Linked DNA regions of Mus musculus: region 2 is linked to region 1. A link is a loop called in an ENCODE intact Hi-C map of the cell type or tissue named here. Cell type or tissue: left cerebral cortex. All regions are shown on one strand. Links, peaks and the distances in the headings refer to the core of each region. The heading gives the core; the rest is flanking DNA.

Region 1 (8,914 bases), core at 534-8,533:
TTGCCATGCTCCCCACCACAGTGGTCATGGACTCAGTCTCTGAAACTGAAAGCAAGCTCCCAATTAAACATGGCCTTAGTTATGGTGAATCGTCATAGCAATAAAATGAGACACCACCTAAAAATATTTATAATGTAGTAGCCATTAACCTTGTTTTCCCACTCCTAAAGAATTACTAAGGGCTGGTGAGATGGCTCAGTGGGTAAGAGCACCCGACTGCTCTTCCAAAGGTCCAGAGTTCAAATCCCAGCAACCACATGGTGGCTCACAACCATCCGTAACGAGATCTGACTCCCTCTTCTGGAGTGTCTGAAGACAGCTACAGTGTACTTACATATAATGAATAAATAAATCTTAAAAAAAAATTTAAATTAAAAAAAAAAGAATTACTAAGCAATTTATGTCATGTATTCAGATCTGTCTGTCCTGGACATCCTAAATGTATGGAATCATACAACTTGTGGTCTATTGAGTCTGAGGTTTTTCAAATAGCATCTAGTATTTTTAGGTTTGCCCCTTGTTGTATTAAGCATTGGCACTTCATTCTTATTTATTGACTGTTTTTCAAGATGTAATAAAGTTACAGAAATCAAAACAGTATGGAATCAGTCTAAGTGCTAAATAGAATCCAGAAATAAAAGTGCCAACACAGTAAGTGACTCAGCAGTAAATGAGACTTTGACATGTGTGCTATGGCACACGTATACCCCAACCATCATACAAACTGTATGTACTGTGCCAACAAAAAAGTCAGACTTTTCAACAAAGATTGTTGGAACAATTTGGTAACCATATTATTTCAAAAACAAAACTTCCTTTCACATCACACTAAGACTATGAATAATTTAACCAAAATACACAAGCACAATACAATAAAATACAATATTTAAGAAAGCACAGGATAATGACTTTATAATTTTTTAGACATGTATAAAGTTCATTAGCCATAAGCAAGTGAAAAAGTTAACTTCATTAAAATTAAACATTTCTCTGGCAGGGTTTTATGGCACATGGGTATATGCCCAGCACTTGGGAGTCAGGGAAAGGCAGGAGGATTGACAGTTTTCTATCATCCTGAGCTACATAGCAAGATCCTGCCTTACATCCAAACTAAAGCAAACCAAACAAAAACTTATTTCTCACTACCAAAGGATGCAGTTAAAAAAAAAAAAAGACCGCTGGGAGTGGTTATGTATGACTTCAAGCCCAACACTGAGATGTAAGGAGGTGGATCTCTATGAGTTCAAGGCCACTCTGGTCTACACAGCAAGCTTCAGGCTATATATCTTAAAAACAAAGAAAAAAAAAACCAAAACAAAAAGCAAACTGAGATCTGGAGAAAGTAACTGCAATATACACATGTATCAAGGGGCTACCAAACAGCTCAGTGGGTAGAAGTGCTTGCTCTGCAAGCCTTCTGATCTAATTCAATTCCTGGGACCCACGTAAAGATGGAAGGAGAACCAATGCTTAAAAGTTGACCTCCGACCTTGACATTCACATCATGGCACACATGCACCTACCTACACAAATGTACACATACATACACACAATGAAAAAATATATAAGCATCTAACTTTAAAATAACAGGGCTTGAGGCCTGCACAGAGGAATATGCTCAAATGCTCACATGAAAAGATTTTCATTATTTTCAGGAAAATGCAGATGAAACCCATATGTATAACATGGTCTCCATCAACACATCCAGTAAATATCTAAAATAATTTAAACACTCCGCCCCACCCCCATTTCTGTTCCAGATCATGTGGGAAAACAAAGAGAAGAGAAAACAAGGTTTGTGTGGAAAAGAAGCACTCAATTCTGGAACTCTGCAAATGTGATCAGCTAACGAGAAAAGTTTGCTGAGACCTTTGGAGTAGGGAGGAGGCAGTCCTGTCAGGTGTGTATGGAGATTAAAGGGGTTTTAAGGCGTTCAGGAGGGACTCATAGATCTGAGGTTAGCAGTAAGAGGTGTTTGGGGAAGACGGGAGCAGCTCTGTAATAGGGAAAGCTGCCATGGTTCAGCCAGCTGTAGCTGTGGCAGTTTGGGGACAAGTGACAGAAAGAATCATCAGCTTGACAGCTGATGCTGTAAGAGCTTTGAAGCTCCAGCAGCTGAGGTGAGGGTGGAGTCTTGCTTGATAAAAGTGACGACCCAGCACTGTGACAAGTTTACCTTTGGGTTCTTGCCTTCCTTGGCTAACAACGCCCGAAGTCTCTCTTGTGAAGGTGGTGCAATGAAGATGATATATGGTTTCAAATCTGAATTCCGGAGGGTCTTCAAGGACTGTAACAAGGATATTTAGGTTGTTGAAATTATTGCTATCATTGAACTACTTCTCAATAACATAGATTGCTAAGGTGTCTATAAATATTTCCAAGCATTTCATCATAAATAATTCATAGTATCTTCATTCACTGTAAATGTATTTAAATATAAATTCACATATATTACATTAGCCTAGTGTTCTAGTGCTGAAATACAGGTAAAAGACTCTGAAGGATTACAACTGTGTGATAATAAATCACATGCATTATAAAATCACAGTACAAGTCATTTTTGAGGAATTAGAATCCAGGCAGTTGCCTTTCTAGGTGAAGATAATAAAAAGCAAAACCAGAGAGAAAAACTTCCCATATAGAAGCCAAACATATCCACGAGAACACAGACTGTATGCATTAAGAGCTATGGACTCACACTGTCCTGTCTCTGCATTACTAATGTGCATTCTCAAACTGAAGTGCTCCAACAACCCATTATATACATGCCCTTTCCTAAATGAAGAAACATTAACATGCTAAACTACTTGAAGCCTTGTGGTAATATTTGTTAATCTAAAGAAAGAATTCTGAAAGAAATAAAAGTTTCCTTACATTAAATGTTAATGGTTGAAATAGCACAAACCTCTGCCTCTGCTCTCTAGAAACCCCAAGCCAAACAAAGCAAACAAACAAACAAAAAGAAGAATTGCTATTTTAGCAAGCCATTTTAGAGTCCATTTCTGTCTGTGTACATTGACTCAATGCATCCTTGATTTTGTGGTTTGAATTGCCATCAGCAACAGACCCAGCACATTCATCAAAGTTCTATGTTAAAGATGAATTGTTTATAAAAAGCAAAAGGTTTCCACAGCAAATGTCATTTTTCAAACCTCAAATCTCATCAAGCATCTTTTAAAATAGGACTCTATTGGTTAGTAATTTTGTCTGGCTTACTCCGTCAAAGAGGTGAATCCAAGTTCTATTACTCAGACAACACTGAGCCTTCACTGTGACACTTGTGAGCCCTTCAAACAATGGCCTTTCAAACCGAAGAACACCTTTCAAATTCTCTAATTTTTCTCAGATCAGAAACAGTATTTTCTGAAGCCTTTTTAAGTACGGTCAGTACAGGAGTTAACTGTATTTTAAGTCCCTAAAATATATTCATGTTGAAAGTGAGAGATTCAGCTACACATTTGAGTTTAAAAGTGAGTAGAAAATCACACGAGGACTTAAGTAATCTGTGTCATGCTTAAGGCAAACAGTTTTCACTGGATTACTTTACGAAATATGCCCTCCAAGTTGAACACCCTACAACACAATTCTAGGTGTACCTGTGTGCGAAGACTTAAGAGACATATCTTGCCAGAGTTGATTACTTGTCGTACAGAGTCTATGCTGGTTCCATACAGATTTTTCTCAAATTCACCATGTTCAATGAACTTGCCAGCTGCTATGTCTGCTTCAAATGCTTGCCGAGAAACAAAGTGGTAATCTCTCCCAGCTACTTCATGGTCTCGCCTATTCCGAGTTGTATCTAAGCAGACAAATTCAGATAAAATAATAAACACAGTGGGTGGGAGGGATGATCAGTGGTTAAGATCATGTACTGGTCTTTCTAGAAGATCTGAGTTCAGGTCCTACCACTCACAGCAGGGAGCCTACACCTGCCTGTAACTCCAGCTCCAGGGTATGTGGAACGATCTTCACAGGCAAGTGCACTAAAATGCTCCCCAACACACATATTAATAAAAATAAAATAAATCCTTAGTAATAAATATAATAATAATAATAATAATAATAAACATAGATCAGTGTGGAGAAGAGGGATAATCAACCCAGTAAGATTTTTTATTTTATAACACAAATTATGAAATAATGAATTGAGGAAATGTTAAGGGCCTGTGTGTTTACTACTGTTCTTATGAAATCATGAAAAAAATGTCTATGGTGGTTTTTTTTTTTAAGATTTATTTATTTTTATTTATATGAGTACACTGTACACTGTCTTCAGACACACCAGAAGAAGGCATCGGATCCCATTACAGATGGTTGTGAGCCACCATGTGGTTGCTGGGAATTGAACTCAGGACCTCTGGAAGGGCAGTCAGTGCTCTTAACTGCTGAGCCATCTCGCCAGCCCATCTATAGTGTTTTAATAGTTAACTGTAGTTACCTTGATCCAGTTTGTTTATACGGTAAAACCCTGCCAAGTCATCGTTCCTTAAAAGTTATTTCTGTTAGAGTAGGTAAACTTAACATGTAATCTTAAAGCTCTTTCCAGAAATTAGTTCTAAATTTCTATCTTCAATATCAGTTTTAAAAAAATCAGGAATTGTTTTTCCTTTGTAATAGGGAAAGGAGCCAAAATATAATTTACTTAGAAAATCCCTTAGTGCCATATACTTAGGAAAAATGTAAATTCCTCAAGAACTGCCTTTAATAAAAATTTGCCAACAAGTTTGGCTAAACAAATTTCCTTTTGTCGACACTGAATAAAATGAACATTTTCCTGTGTAGTTAAGATTCTGAGAAAAGCACAGGAAAATGGGAGTGTATCCAAACTTACGAGGAACGGCAGATGCAAAGCGGTCTTTTTCCTTATTCATTAGTCTCTGGCGCAGTTCATTCTGGCCACAGTTCTGTGGACCGATCAAGATGATAGGTCTTTTCCTATTTGCTGGCTGGTGATAAAGTGACATTTCCTCATACGTTAAGATCTCTTCATTGTCATAATCTTTGGAAAAAGAAAGAGTTAAGACTTTCAGATACAATTAATGTCATGTCATGAAGATGTACTTTTACATAAAATAGTGAAGTTTTGCTGGTATTGTGTATTTTTGAGGTAGGAGCTTGCTCTGTAGCCAGGCCAGCCTCTAACTTGTAGTGATCCTCCTGTCTCAGCTCCCAAGTACTGGGATTACAGGTATTTAAGCCATTATGCCTAATTTAAAAATAATTAGTTTGCAGAGAATACTGTAACACAGGAGACTGCCAGAGACTTCATTTTCATAAAGACCCCAGCTAAAAGAGTTATTTTTAGGATCAGATATAATGGAAAGCAAGTATGGATGTGCACACAGTGGTTACAAGTAGTATACGTGAGCATGCTAGAGCGCTTGGCTGGATTTCCGTAACTTAAAAATAAGTCACACTTGTGATATCCACCCTTTAATCCAAGGAGTAGAGTAACAAAAGTAACTAAAGCCCAAGATACAGATGAAGCCAAAGCCATCCAATCTGAGCAAGCGCAAGCAATTGGTAGTCTGGCATGTCCTAGGAAGAGGCACCAGTCAGTTCCATGACGGAGGGTAACCTTTTAGTCTTGCTAGTGCCCAGCCTAGAGTAGGAGCTCAGGCTGTATTTGTTTACATTTTAACTCAACTGTTCGATTACCTATAACAATTTAAGCAGATACTTGAATATCTATTTTGAATCTATTAGTCTGCAACTTCAAGAAAATTACTGTGAGGTGAGAGCACACATTGCCATGGGGCACAGCTGGTACTTTAAGCAACATAGACAATTGCTTCCTTTCTCAAAGTCACGTTCTTTCTTCTGAGCGTTTTCAAACATGCACGGTCACACTGGTAGCATTCTGATTTCCTCACTTACTCATCCCATTCAGCTCTGGCAAGTATTCTACAGTATAGGAGCTTTCAGAGTTGGCTTCATCAATTTGAGTTTGTTTCAAGAAATGAAGCAAGAGGTGCTAGGTTGTGGCTCAGTAGTGCAACACTTGCCTCTCATGCATGAAGCCCTGGATTCATTTCTCAGCACACAGAGAGATTGGGAGTGGAGACAGAAAGAAAACAAGGAAAACAGGGCTCATCTCCAGACTTAGTTCTGCATTGTACTAGCAAATAACGATATTAATCACAGCTTTAGCTAGTAAGATTAAAAACTAACTGATCTTGTACCCAAGGAGCTAAAGGGATCTTCAACCCTATAGGTGGAACAACATTATGAACTAACCAGTACCCCTGAGCTCTTGACTCTAGCTGCATATGTATCAAAAGATGGCCTAGTCGGCCATCACTGGAAAGAGAGGCCCATTGGACACGCAGACTTTGTGTGCCCCGGTACAGGGGAACGCCAGGGCCAAAGGGGGGGAGTGGGTGGGTAGGGGAGTGGGGGTGGGTGGGTAAGGGGGACTTTTGGTATAGCATTGGAAATGTAAATGAGCTAAATACCTAATAAAAAAAAAAAAAAAAGAAAAAAAAAAAAAAACAAAAAAAAAACTAACTGATCTTCTTAGTTACATAACATGCCAGGCATAAAGAATGCTTGCCTTAGAAAGCAATTATTAAAGCTGATTCAATTTAGATTCAATAGTGTATAGAATATCTAGTATACATATGGAGCTACATAGAAAAACCCCATCTTAAAAAACAAACAAAAAGAATATCTAGTAATAAAATTTTCTTTATTAGTTTAATTTATGCTGCATATAAATGCAGAGAGAATATCTTGTCTATTTTATGAATGCATCACCTGTTACTTAAAAAGCCTGTGGCTTAGGCAGGAAGGTCAGGACATCCAGGAGGCAGAGAGAATTCTGGGAAAGTGCCAGGTATAGGAGATTCACTCAGGAAGATGTGACAAGACAGATATGTGCTACCTAAGCACAGGTAACTAGCCATGTGGCAGAATGGAGATTAGAATAAATGGGTTATTTTAAATCATGACCTAGTCAAAGAAGAGCCTAGTTATATGGCCAAGATATTGGTAAATATATTTTGAGTCTGAGTTTTATTTCTGGGAGCATGAGGAAGAACCAGGACTAATTTTTACACATAAATGCTTCACATTCCTAAGAAATATGCCTTGCAGACTTTTAAACAGTAGTACTTCTGACTTTAACCTGACCTTTCTAATGTGTACCAAAGCAGAGCTAAGAAATTCAAATGCAATGAAGATCAATCAAGAAGGTAATGCACCCAGAAAATATGACTGAATTTAAAAAGCGGTAAGTGGTGCTGATACCCAACTAGATTGTAAGTGAATCAATCAGGGCAACAGCTGTCAGCCAGGTGCAGCACACTGCTGTCCCAAGAACATAAGCCCAGAGATGTTAAGACTTTAAAACTTTTTAATCTTAGCAATCTGTCAATATAAAATAAATATTCCTGTGTGCCTGTCTCAGCCAGTAAATAATATGTTTTGTAGAATGACCTGCTTCTCTGACTTAAGATACTATATTTACAAATTATTCATTTTACCTCAAACACATTTGTGTGTGTGTAAAAATTGTTAGCTGAAATACCCAACAGCAGGGAGACAGAACCTGAAGGAACCTCCAGTAGTTGGATGGGGCCACCTACCCATTAAAAATTTAACCCAGAATTGTCCCTGTCTAAAGGAAATGCAGGAACAAAAATGGAGCAGAGGCTGAAGAAAAGGCCATCCAGAGACGGCCCAATGTACAATCCATTCCATTTGCAGACACCAAATCCTGACACTACTGCTGATACCAAGATGTGCTTGCAGACAGGAGCCTGGTATGGCTGTCCTCTAAGCGGCTCTGCCAGCAACTAAGACTGATGCAGATACAGCCACCCAATGGACTGAGCCCAGGGACCCCAATGAAAGAGTATAGGGGAAGGGCTGAAGGAGCTGAAGGGGATGGCAACCACATAAGAAGAACAACAGTATCAACTACCCAGGCCCCTCAGAGCTCCCAGGGACTAAACTACCCACCAAAGAGGATACATGGACTGGTCCATGGCTCCTGCTACATATGTAGCAGAGGACTGCCTCATCAGGCATCAGTGGGCGGGGAGGCACTTGGCTTGATGCCCCAGAGAAGGGGATGAGGCTGGAATGGGAGCGCCCTCTTAGAGGCAAAGGGGAGGGAGGTGAAGTGGGGTAAGGTTGTGGAAGGGAGACTGGGAAGAGGGATAACATTTGAAATGTAAACAAATAAAATGATTAATAAAAAAAAATTGTTAGAGGCAAGTAATAATTTTGCAAACAACTTGAATAGAAAAAAACTTTACAGGAAACAATATTACAAATGTCATAAATACAACTGCTATTTGTGAGATTAGAACTTACCATCATTTTTATTGGCATTATATAAAACCTTTTTCCTCTTCTTTTTATTCTTCTTTGCACACCACAGTTTTCCTATTGATCAATCAAAAATAGTTATAAACACTATATCTATTACTAAAACAATGGTATTTCAAATTGATTAAAGATTTATTATACTGTTGACAACTATTTTTTCAATTTATCATTTTCTATTAATTATATTGTAGATAGATGTGTAATATTTTCATCTTTTCTTACATCTAAAGATAATGAATTTAGCCTCTTCTATTACTCCTTCAAGGCCTATACCTTTCTTTCTTGACAGTTCCAATGTGTAAATTCAACATGGTTCCAGATGAAAACCCAAAGACTCTTGCTTTTACTAATACCAAATGTAAGTGCAATAGCAAATATAAGTGTCTAACCTGATTTCTCTGGCTCCTTATCTTCTTCTATAGTTTGCTTCATGGCTTCCCTTTGCTGCTGAAAGCTTTTGCCTAATAACACAAAAAGAACAAACAGAAGGATAAACATTTTTAATCAAAGAGAAAACACTAGTAATTTCACACTGCCTTCCAAACCCTTTTGCCAACACAAGAATAATCCAGGCTAAGAC
Region 2 (8,914 bases), core at 248-8,247, 770 kb after region 1:
TTGGGCTCTGTCCCTTCTGTTGATGTAAGTATTTTTAGATGTACACTTTGCAATTAATTTTTCTGTTTCTTCTCCTGCTCTCCTTTCTCCCTGTGTGTTTATGTATGCACGCACACCCACGTGGAGGCCAGGGATTTATGCTGGGTGTCTTCCTCCTCAGTTGCTCTCCACTTCGCTTATTGAGACAGAGTCTCCCTGAGCCCAGAGTTTGCTAATTAGGCTAGACTGGCTGGCCAGCAAGCTCTAGGGATCCTCCCACCTCCACCTTCATAGTGGCTGGCTTTTATGTGGGTGCTGGGAATCCAGCTCATGTGTCAGGCTTGTGTGGCAAGCACTTTACTGACGAGTCACATCCCCAGCCCCTAATTTTTCTATTTGTGGATGCAAGCGAAATTGTATTGCAGGGACACATTTCAGTGTAGACAATTTAAATGGGCAAAAGCAGAGCCGTGTTTCCCTTTAGTCTTCACATTTGTTGTGTATTAAAATCTTCTGTTCCCCCTCCCCTCTACCTCCTGCCAGAGATATGTTGGGATTCTAAACCCTGTATCTCAGAACATGTTCTTATTTGGAGAGAATTTCTACAGAAATAACTAAATTGAAAGGAGCTCACTGGGGTGAGCCCCAACCCGATATGATTAATAAAAAGGGGGAGTCTGGACATGGCCATACACACAGGGAAATCACGAGATGTAGACAGAGGAGAGTAATGGTTCTGTAAACCAAATATTGATAAGCCAAATAATGTGGAGGATTGCCGTTGAACTACAAGGAGCTAGAGAGGGAGTCTGAAAGCCTCTCTCTCTCTCTCTCTCTGCAACTTAAAACCAACTTTTTTGGTGTCTTCATCGATAGCTCCTAGCCCCCAGCACTCTGAGATAGTAACATTTAAGTTGTATAATGGGAAACGGAGCTCGAGTAACTAACACTCAGGGTTTTTTCTTTCTTTTTACTCATGGTGATAAATAAGCTTACCCTTGCCAGTTCAGAACAAATTTAGGAGTCTTTAGTTAAACTCAGTCTTTTTTATTTTTTTTTAAATAAGCCTTTAGCCCATTTGGGCTTTCCTCTTCTCCCTCTCCCCTCGACAGACTGTATCTGCAGGCAGAGGTGTCTGGTCACACTCCTCTCTGCTGGTCTGTCTCCACACACTCTGTCTGTATTGCTAGTGTCTATTCCATATACAGTCAGCTTGATGGATTTAACTGTTTTACCTCGTTTTAAACATGAGGCTTTCTGGACAGTGGTGGCATGCACCTTTAATCCCAGCACTTGGAAGGTAGAGGTTAATGGATCTCTGTGAGTTTGAGGCCAGCCTGGTCTACAGAGAGAGAGAGTTCTAGGACAGCCAGGGCTACATAGTGAGACCCTTAAGACAAAAGAAAAACATCAAGTGAAAAGGTTTTCATACCATGGAGTGGTATGACTTATTAAAGAATAAAGGAGTTTTACTTTCACTGAACAATTCCCAAAGCATATTAAATTCTGTAACATGAACGGTTTCATTATAGTTTGGGCTGTAAATGTGTGGGAAAGGCTCACATGCTAATGGCTTGGTTACCAACTTCTTATTGCATTCCTGGGAAGTGGTTGGGACTGTTGGGTGGTAGAGTCAGGTAGAAGTAGAAGGAAGTTGGGTTTTCTGGGATGGGTCAGTGAAGGGGCTACTGAGGCCGTGGATACCTCATGCCCTTCTCTGTACCTCCCAGCCACCATGCTGTATAAAGCTTTGATCACCATATATGTCTGCCATAGGCCCAAAGTGACAGGGCCAAGTGATTATGAGTAGAAACCTCTACAATGAGTCCAAGAGATCTTCCTCCTTTCACCTTGATTGTCTCAGGTATTTTGTTATAGTAAGGGAAAGCTGACATGGTCTCATTCTGTTTTTACAGAATCTCTGTTCCTGACTTTCACTTTGTGTGCTCATGTGTGTGTGTCCACATGTACCTGTGTATGTATGTGTGTGTGCATGCACATGCATGTGTGTGTGTGTAACTGTGTGTGTGTCCACGTGTACCTGTGTATGTATGTGTGTGTGCATGTGTACGTGTGTGTGTGTGTGTAACTGTGTGTGTGTGCATGTGTGTGTGTGTGTGTGTGTGTGTGTGTGTGTAGATGCAAAGACCACAGAAAATCTCAGGCACATATCATGCATTAGCAGTGCCATCCACAGAAGACAGATAATTTAGGTGGTATGAACTGATAAAAAGGGGACTTTGTTTTTTCTTAAATTCTCTTTTTGGGAAGTACTGTCTAAAATATTAATAGAGTTGTATTAATGAATTCTTACAGTTTAATAAGTAAAACTATAAACCAAACCTCAACAAACATCACCATCATGCTGTGATGGCCTGCCTGTCTATCTTCTTTCCCAGCACCTCTGAAGCAGCCTGTTCACACATTTCTTAGTCTGAAAAGGACCTGGCATACATGAAGACTTTCTCTGAATTCTCCTTATTTTCCCCTGTAGAAATATTGTCAAACTTTAATGAATAAATAGAAGACCAGAAAGTATGGCTCTTGATTGCCCTCCAGACCAAAGTCTACGCTGTCACAGAGGCCTCTGGCAATCCAGAAGGAATCAAGTTGAATCAAGTAACAAGAGAGATCAATATCCTTTTCATGTTAAACTGCCCTGACGCCCTCCATTATGGGATTCACTGCACGGAGGATCGATCCATTTCTCTTCTGGTAGACCACGAGGGCTCTAAAATTTTCATTTGTATATATTAATTTTTAGGAGAGAATTTCACTTTATGGAGCTATTTTCTCTGTGTGTATCACCAGTGGATTAATAGAGTCCCGGAGCCCCTTGTGTCGGAGCTTCACTTCTGCATACTAAGTAAACAATCTTGAAGGAATAGTCCTTGGGTCAGGACAAGGATAATAATGGTCATTAATAACCATCACTCATTACATGGTTCTTTCCCTGAGCTCTTCTGACCTACCCCTTCATAAATGCTTTTTAATGTACCGTGCACAGTCCTGTCTCTGCTTCCCCTCCCAGCCAGACACACACTTGGAGGGAGGTTAATTGCTCTTGTCTTCATGAGTCCTGACCTGTGTGACATCCCTGGATCACCACTTCCACCTCTGGGGAAGAGGCTAATGGTCACCTAGCAAGCTGCTTGGGACACAGAGTAGTGGAATCTAATTACTGGCTCTTGTGGTTGGACCCAGGAGCAAGTCTTTATTAACAGGATGGGCCAAGTCTTCTCCCAGTATGAGTGCTAACTACCTTCTGCAAGCTATTGTTATTTTGAAAACCCTAAGGAAATTATACCTTAATTTGAGTTAAGATGCTCCCAGTTAACTCTCTCTAGTCCCTTATCTGGTTCTTATTGGTATGAAACCGACTTCATCCAGATGCAATCAAATTAATTCCCTGTTTTGTCCAGAACTCAGATTATTTAGGTAGCCACAGTACCCAGTGTCAGATTGTCTGTCCCCTCTGTGGGGGTTCCTGCCTCCCACCCTCACAGAGTCTCTACACACACAAGCAAGCAATCATCTTTCTAAGCAATTGGAGCAGATTACCCGTTTTCTGCTTTTAGAAGATGATAACCTTGAATACCTTGAGACACAAATTCCTGTATCACTTCTTTTTTTTTTTAAAGTTGGTGGTGAAATCATTAGAAGAAAGAGCCAGTGGAGTTGATGGTGAAAATTATAATTATAGTTGAGACTTGAAGCAGCATTTAGAGTCACTGTTAATATAACTTTAGCCCTCTGGCTTCGTTGTGTTCCTATAAGGCCCATCAATGTTTGTTTTACCAGAAGGTAAGTTGTTTATTCCCTGGGACCCCTGGAAAACAGCATCGTTATGTTGTGAACACATAGATACATATTCTGGCCAAATATATAACCTTTCTATCTCGAATCTTTCAGGCAGACTCCCTCCCCGCCCCCCCCCCCCCGTGAGGGGAGGAACTAAAATTTAAAAGTGCCTTATCTGACAAATGATTAGGAAATTATTCTTCTTAAAGAAAATGGATGCCAAAACAAATCAGTTCCCTAAAGTGACATGAAATCTCCTCAAGCTGCATCTGGGAATATTAATAAATGAAGAGATGCCTCTGCCTACATACAGCTCATCACCTTGGTACCCCCCACCTCCCGTGCCCCCCAGCCCTGCAGGAAACAGAGTGCTGGAGCTTTGGGATTAGAGGTTAAAGCCTGCCATCTTGCGGCGACATTCTTGAATTACACTGGCACTTTGTACCTTTCTCGGACCATAGCGGCTGTTGGAATTAGGTATGCCTGGCACTCACTCCCGACTGCCCCGAACCCCCATGCATCTGAATTTGGGGCGTGCTTATTCTTTGAGGGGTATCAAGAACTCTGTAACTGAGAAACGCCAGGATATCTGTGCCCTATCACTCTAAGGTTACATCCCAGTGGCTGCCAGGATGGTGTTCTATGGTAGCACCCCCTCTAGCCCTTCTGACGCTGAAAAACTGCACCACTTGGAATGGCTACAACCTCCTCCAGTTTTAGACACATGAGTACTTTCCTGAAGAAGACCTCTGCTGAGCAGGAAAGCTTTGGGCTTGTAAGCCAAACCACCTTTTCCAGGTACCTGTAGCAATCATATTGGGAGGCACAGTGAAGCAACCAACTCCTGAGGCACATACAAACATTGGATGCTCAGATATCAGAATTCATGATACCTGCTGCTGGTTGGGGAGTTTTCCTCTGACCTAGACTAATGAGAAAGACATAAAAGCGTCTTTAAAGGATGCCATCTGTCTTGTGCTGTTGAAGGTTGGAGAACATTTGCAGAGATGCCTTCTTAAGGAGTACTGGTCTGAACGAGATGGCTTCCCCCCTGTGATGGTTTGTATATGCTTGAGCCAGTGAGTGGCATGGTTAGAAGGTGTGACCCTGTTGGAGTAGGTGTATCACTGTGGGTGTAGGCTAAAAATTCCTCACCCTAGCTGCCTGGAAGTGAGTCTTCCACTAGCAGCCTTCAGATGAAGATGTAGAACTCTCAGCTTTGCCTGCACTGTGCCTGCCTGCCTGCCTGCCTAGAAGTTGCCATCCATGGTCCCACCTTTATGATAATGGACTCAACCTCTGAACCTGTAAGCCAGCCCCAATTAAATATTGTCTTTTATACGACTTTCCCTGGTCATGGTGTCTGCTCACAGCAGAAAAATCCTAACTAAGACACCCCCACTCCCATGCTGCTTCTCCCCTCAGTGTGTTCAGGGTTGGGAAATCAAGGCAAAGGTCATGGTTCTTCTGGGCTTGGTCTGTCTGGGGGTCGGAGTGGAGAGGACAGGGAGTAAGGCTTCCTGAGACAGCTTTTGGGAGAAGAGAAGCTTGAGGAGGCTAAGTACTTCACATGTTTTCAGAGACAGCTGCAGACTTCAGTTTTCCATCTGGAATCTGGATTGGTAGAGTGGGGCAGCCTCCAAAGATGCTAGCACAGCAGGTGTGTGTGTGTGCTCTATCAGAAGGGGTGCACAACATTCAGTTTGGGATCCCTCTTTCTTCTTTTAGTGGCATCTGCTTTGTGGTCTAGTTAAGGACAGAAATCACCTTGGAGGGAGACATTGCTTATTCTTTAAAGAATACTTGAGTAGCTCCCTTGGTTATGTAACTGTCATCTGAGTAGACTTTCTGGTCCCCAGAGAAGGACATAAGAAGACACACTGGACTGTGAGTTGATGAGTTGGCTAGGTCTCTCATCTGGGAGGAGGAATGAGTAATGCAGAACCATGTGGAGGGCCATGTGTTGAACATAATTCCTTAGTTAAAAATGATAACCATTAATTCTCCTTAGATTTACTAACTACTACTCATCTTTCCCTGAACCCCAATCTTACCTTGCTCACACACTCCCATTTCTTGCCTCATTTCACCAACAACTTTTGGATCATCCACTTTGTAAGAAGAGATCTTACCATTAGATAAGCCTGTCCTTCAGGTTGTTCTAATGGTCTTCTCCTAGGTTGTGGTGTTTGTTGCTAAAGCATATTTCTCCAAAAGGTAAAAATGAGACTCTTACACAAATAGAAAAGAGGCATACCAAGAGGTTTTGTGACTTATTAACTCATGAAGAGGCCAGCAAGACTTGGAATGCAGGACAGAAGAAAGTCTGAGGGCTACATATAGATACTCAGGTATCTGTAGTGAGTGTGCTAATGGATGCAGATTGGGTACCTTCCCAAGAAACAACAAAAGATAGTGCCAGGGATTGTGATTTCTATCAACTATTTTGATGGGGGAAAAACCGTATTCACAGCGCTTGATCCAGTTACTTTTATATTGTTGTCAAGAGACACGATGGCCAAGGCAACTTATAATGAGGCTCACAGTTCCCAAGAGTTAGAATCCATGATCATCATTGCGAGGAGCAAGACAGCAGGCAAGCCGGCACAGTGTTGGTATCTAAGAGCTTACATCCTGATCTGAAAGTTGGAGGTAGAAAGAGAGCTACTTGGAATGACATGGGTTTTTGAAACCTCAAAGCCCAACCCCAGTGACACACCTTCTCCAAAAAAGCCATACCCTGAGCACATACTAGCAGCTTGACAACACATCTAAAAGCTCTAGAAAAGAAGGAAGCAAATTCACCCAAGAGGAGTAGACGGCAGGAAATAATCAAACTCAGGGGTGAAATCAACCAAGTGGAAACAAGAAGAACTATTCAAAGAATTAACCAAATGAGGAGTTGGTTCTTTGAGAAAATCAACAAGAAAGATAAACCCTTAGCTAGACTTACTAAAGGGCACAGGGAAAAAATCCTAATTAACAAAATCAGAAATGAAAAGGGAGACATAACAACAGATCCTGAAGAAATCCAAAACACCATCAGATCCGTCTACAAAAGGCTATACTCAACAAAACTGGAAAACCTGGACGAAATGGACAAATTTCTGGACAGATACCAGGTACCAAAGTTGAGTCAGGATCAAGTTGACCATCTAAACAGTCCCATATCACCTAAAGAAATAGAAGCAGTTATTAATAGTCTCCCAGCCAAAAAAAAGCCCAGGACCAGACGGGTTTAGTGCAGAGTTCTATCAGACCTTCAAAGAAGATCTAATTCCAGTTCTGCACAAACTATTTCACAAAATAGAAGTAGAAGGTACTCTACCCAACTCATTTTATGAAGCCACAATTACTCTGATACCTAAACCACAGAAAGACTCAACAAAGATAGAGAACTTCAGACCAATTTCTCTTATGAATATCGATGCAAAAATCCTCAATGAAATTCTTGCTAACCGAATCCAAGAACATATTAAAGCAATTATCCATCCTGACCAAGTAGGTTTTATTCCAGGAATGCAGGGATGGTTTAATATACGAAAATCCATCAATGTAATCCATTATATAAACAAACTCAAAGACAAAAACCACATGATCATCTCGTTAGATGCAGAAAAAGCATTTGACAAGATCCAACACCCATTCATGATAAAAGTTTTGGAAAGATCAGGAATTCAAGGCCCATACCTAAACATGATAAAAGCAATCTACAGCAAACCAGTAGCCAACATCAAAGTAAATGGAGAGAAGCTGGAAGCAATCCCACTAAAATCAGGGACTAGACAAGGCTGCCCACTTTCTCCCTACCTTTTCAACATAGTACTTGAAGTATTAGCCAGAGCAATTCGACAACAAAAGGAGATCAAGGGGATACAAATTGGAAAAGAGGAAGTCAAAATATCACTTTTTGCAGATGATATGATAGTATATATAAGTGACCCTAAAAATTCTACCAGAGAACTCCTAAACCTGATAAGCAGCTTCGGTGAAGTAGCTGGATATAAAATTAACTCAAACAAGTCAATGGCCTTTCTCTATACAAAGAATAAACAGGCTGAGAAAGAAATTAGGGAAACAACACCCTTCTCAATAGTCACAAATAATATAAAATATCTCGCGTGACTCTAACTAAGAAAGTGAAAGATCTGTATGATAAAAACTTCAAGTCTCTGAAGAAAGAAATTAAAGAAGATCTCAGAAGATGGAAAGATCTCCCATGCTCATGGATTGGCAGGATCAACATTGTAAAAATGGCTATCTTGCCAAAAGCAATCTACAGATTCAATGCAATCCCCATCAAAATTCCAACTCAATTCTTCAACGAATTAGAAGGAGCAATTTGCAAATTCATCTGGAATAACAAAAAACCTAGGATAGCAAAAAGTCTTCTCAAGGATAAAAGAACCTCTGGTGGAATCACCATGCCTGACCTAAAGCTTTACTACAGAGCAATTGTGATAAAAACTGCATGGTACTGGTATAGAAACAGACAAGTAGACCAATGGAATAGAATTGAAGACCCAGAAATGAACCCACACACTTATGGTCACTTGATCTTCGACAAGGGAGCTAAAACCATCCAGTGGAAGAAAGACAGCATTTTCAACAATTGGTGCTGGCACAACTGGTTGTTATCATGTAGAAGAATGCGAATCGATCCATACTTATCTCCTTGTACTAAGGTCAAATCTAAGTGGATCAAAGAACTTCACCTAAAACCAGAGACACTGAAACTTATAGAGGAGAAAGTGGGGAAAAGCCTTGAAGATATGGGCACAGGGGAAAAATTCCTGAACAGAACAGCAATGGCATGTGCTGTAAGATCGAGAATTGACAAATGGGACCTAATGAAACTCCAAAGTTTCTGCAAGGCAAAAGACACCGTCAGTAAGACAAAAAGACCACCAACAGATTGGGAAAGGATCTTTACCTATCCTAAATCAGATAGGGGGCTAATATCCAACATATATAAAGAACTCAAGAAGGTGGACTTCAGAAAATCGAACAACCCCATTAAAAAATGGGGCTCAGAACTGAACAAAGAAATCTCACCTGAGGAATACCGAATGGCAGAGAAGCACCTGAAAAAATGTTCAACATCCTTAATCATCAGGGAAATGCAAATCAAAAC

What was found. Peaks named below come from ENCODE experiments on the same cell type or tissue, not always from the same donor. Only the 100,000 strongest peaks of a DNase experiment are listed, where the experiment ranks them.
Region 2: a loop joins it to region 1, with 3 times the contacts of the local background. A loop is called at or near these places in 2 of 42 quality-filtered maps.

Annotation. Positions count from the first base shown.
Region 1 is chr12:78,825,738-78,834,651 of GRCm38, reverse strand. Mpp5 (membrane protein, palmitoylated 5 (MAGUK p55 subfamily member 5)) reads right to left here. Exons shown (of 15, transcript NM_019579.3): 10 at 8,724-8,795; 11 at 8,320-8,391; 12 at 4,832-4,999; 13 at 3,597-3,799; 14 at 2,177-2,287. Among named protein-coding and RNA genes, the nearest start is that of Atp6v1d, 31 kb to the left of the region's middle. In left cerebral cortex, for the core only: no CTCF peak of the experiment used is centred there; a DNase peak (open chromatin) is centred at 4,840.
Region 2 is chr12:78,051,455-78,060,368 of GRCm38, reverse strand. No RefSeq gene overlaps it. Among named protein-coding and RNA genes, the nearest start is that of Gm6657, 140 kb to the left of the region's middle. In left cerebral cortex, for the core only: CTCF peaks have their summits at 3,993 and 4,206 (motif pointing left); DNase peaks (open chromatin) are centred at 4,208 and 4,832; H3K4me3 peaks cover 255 bases.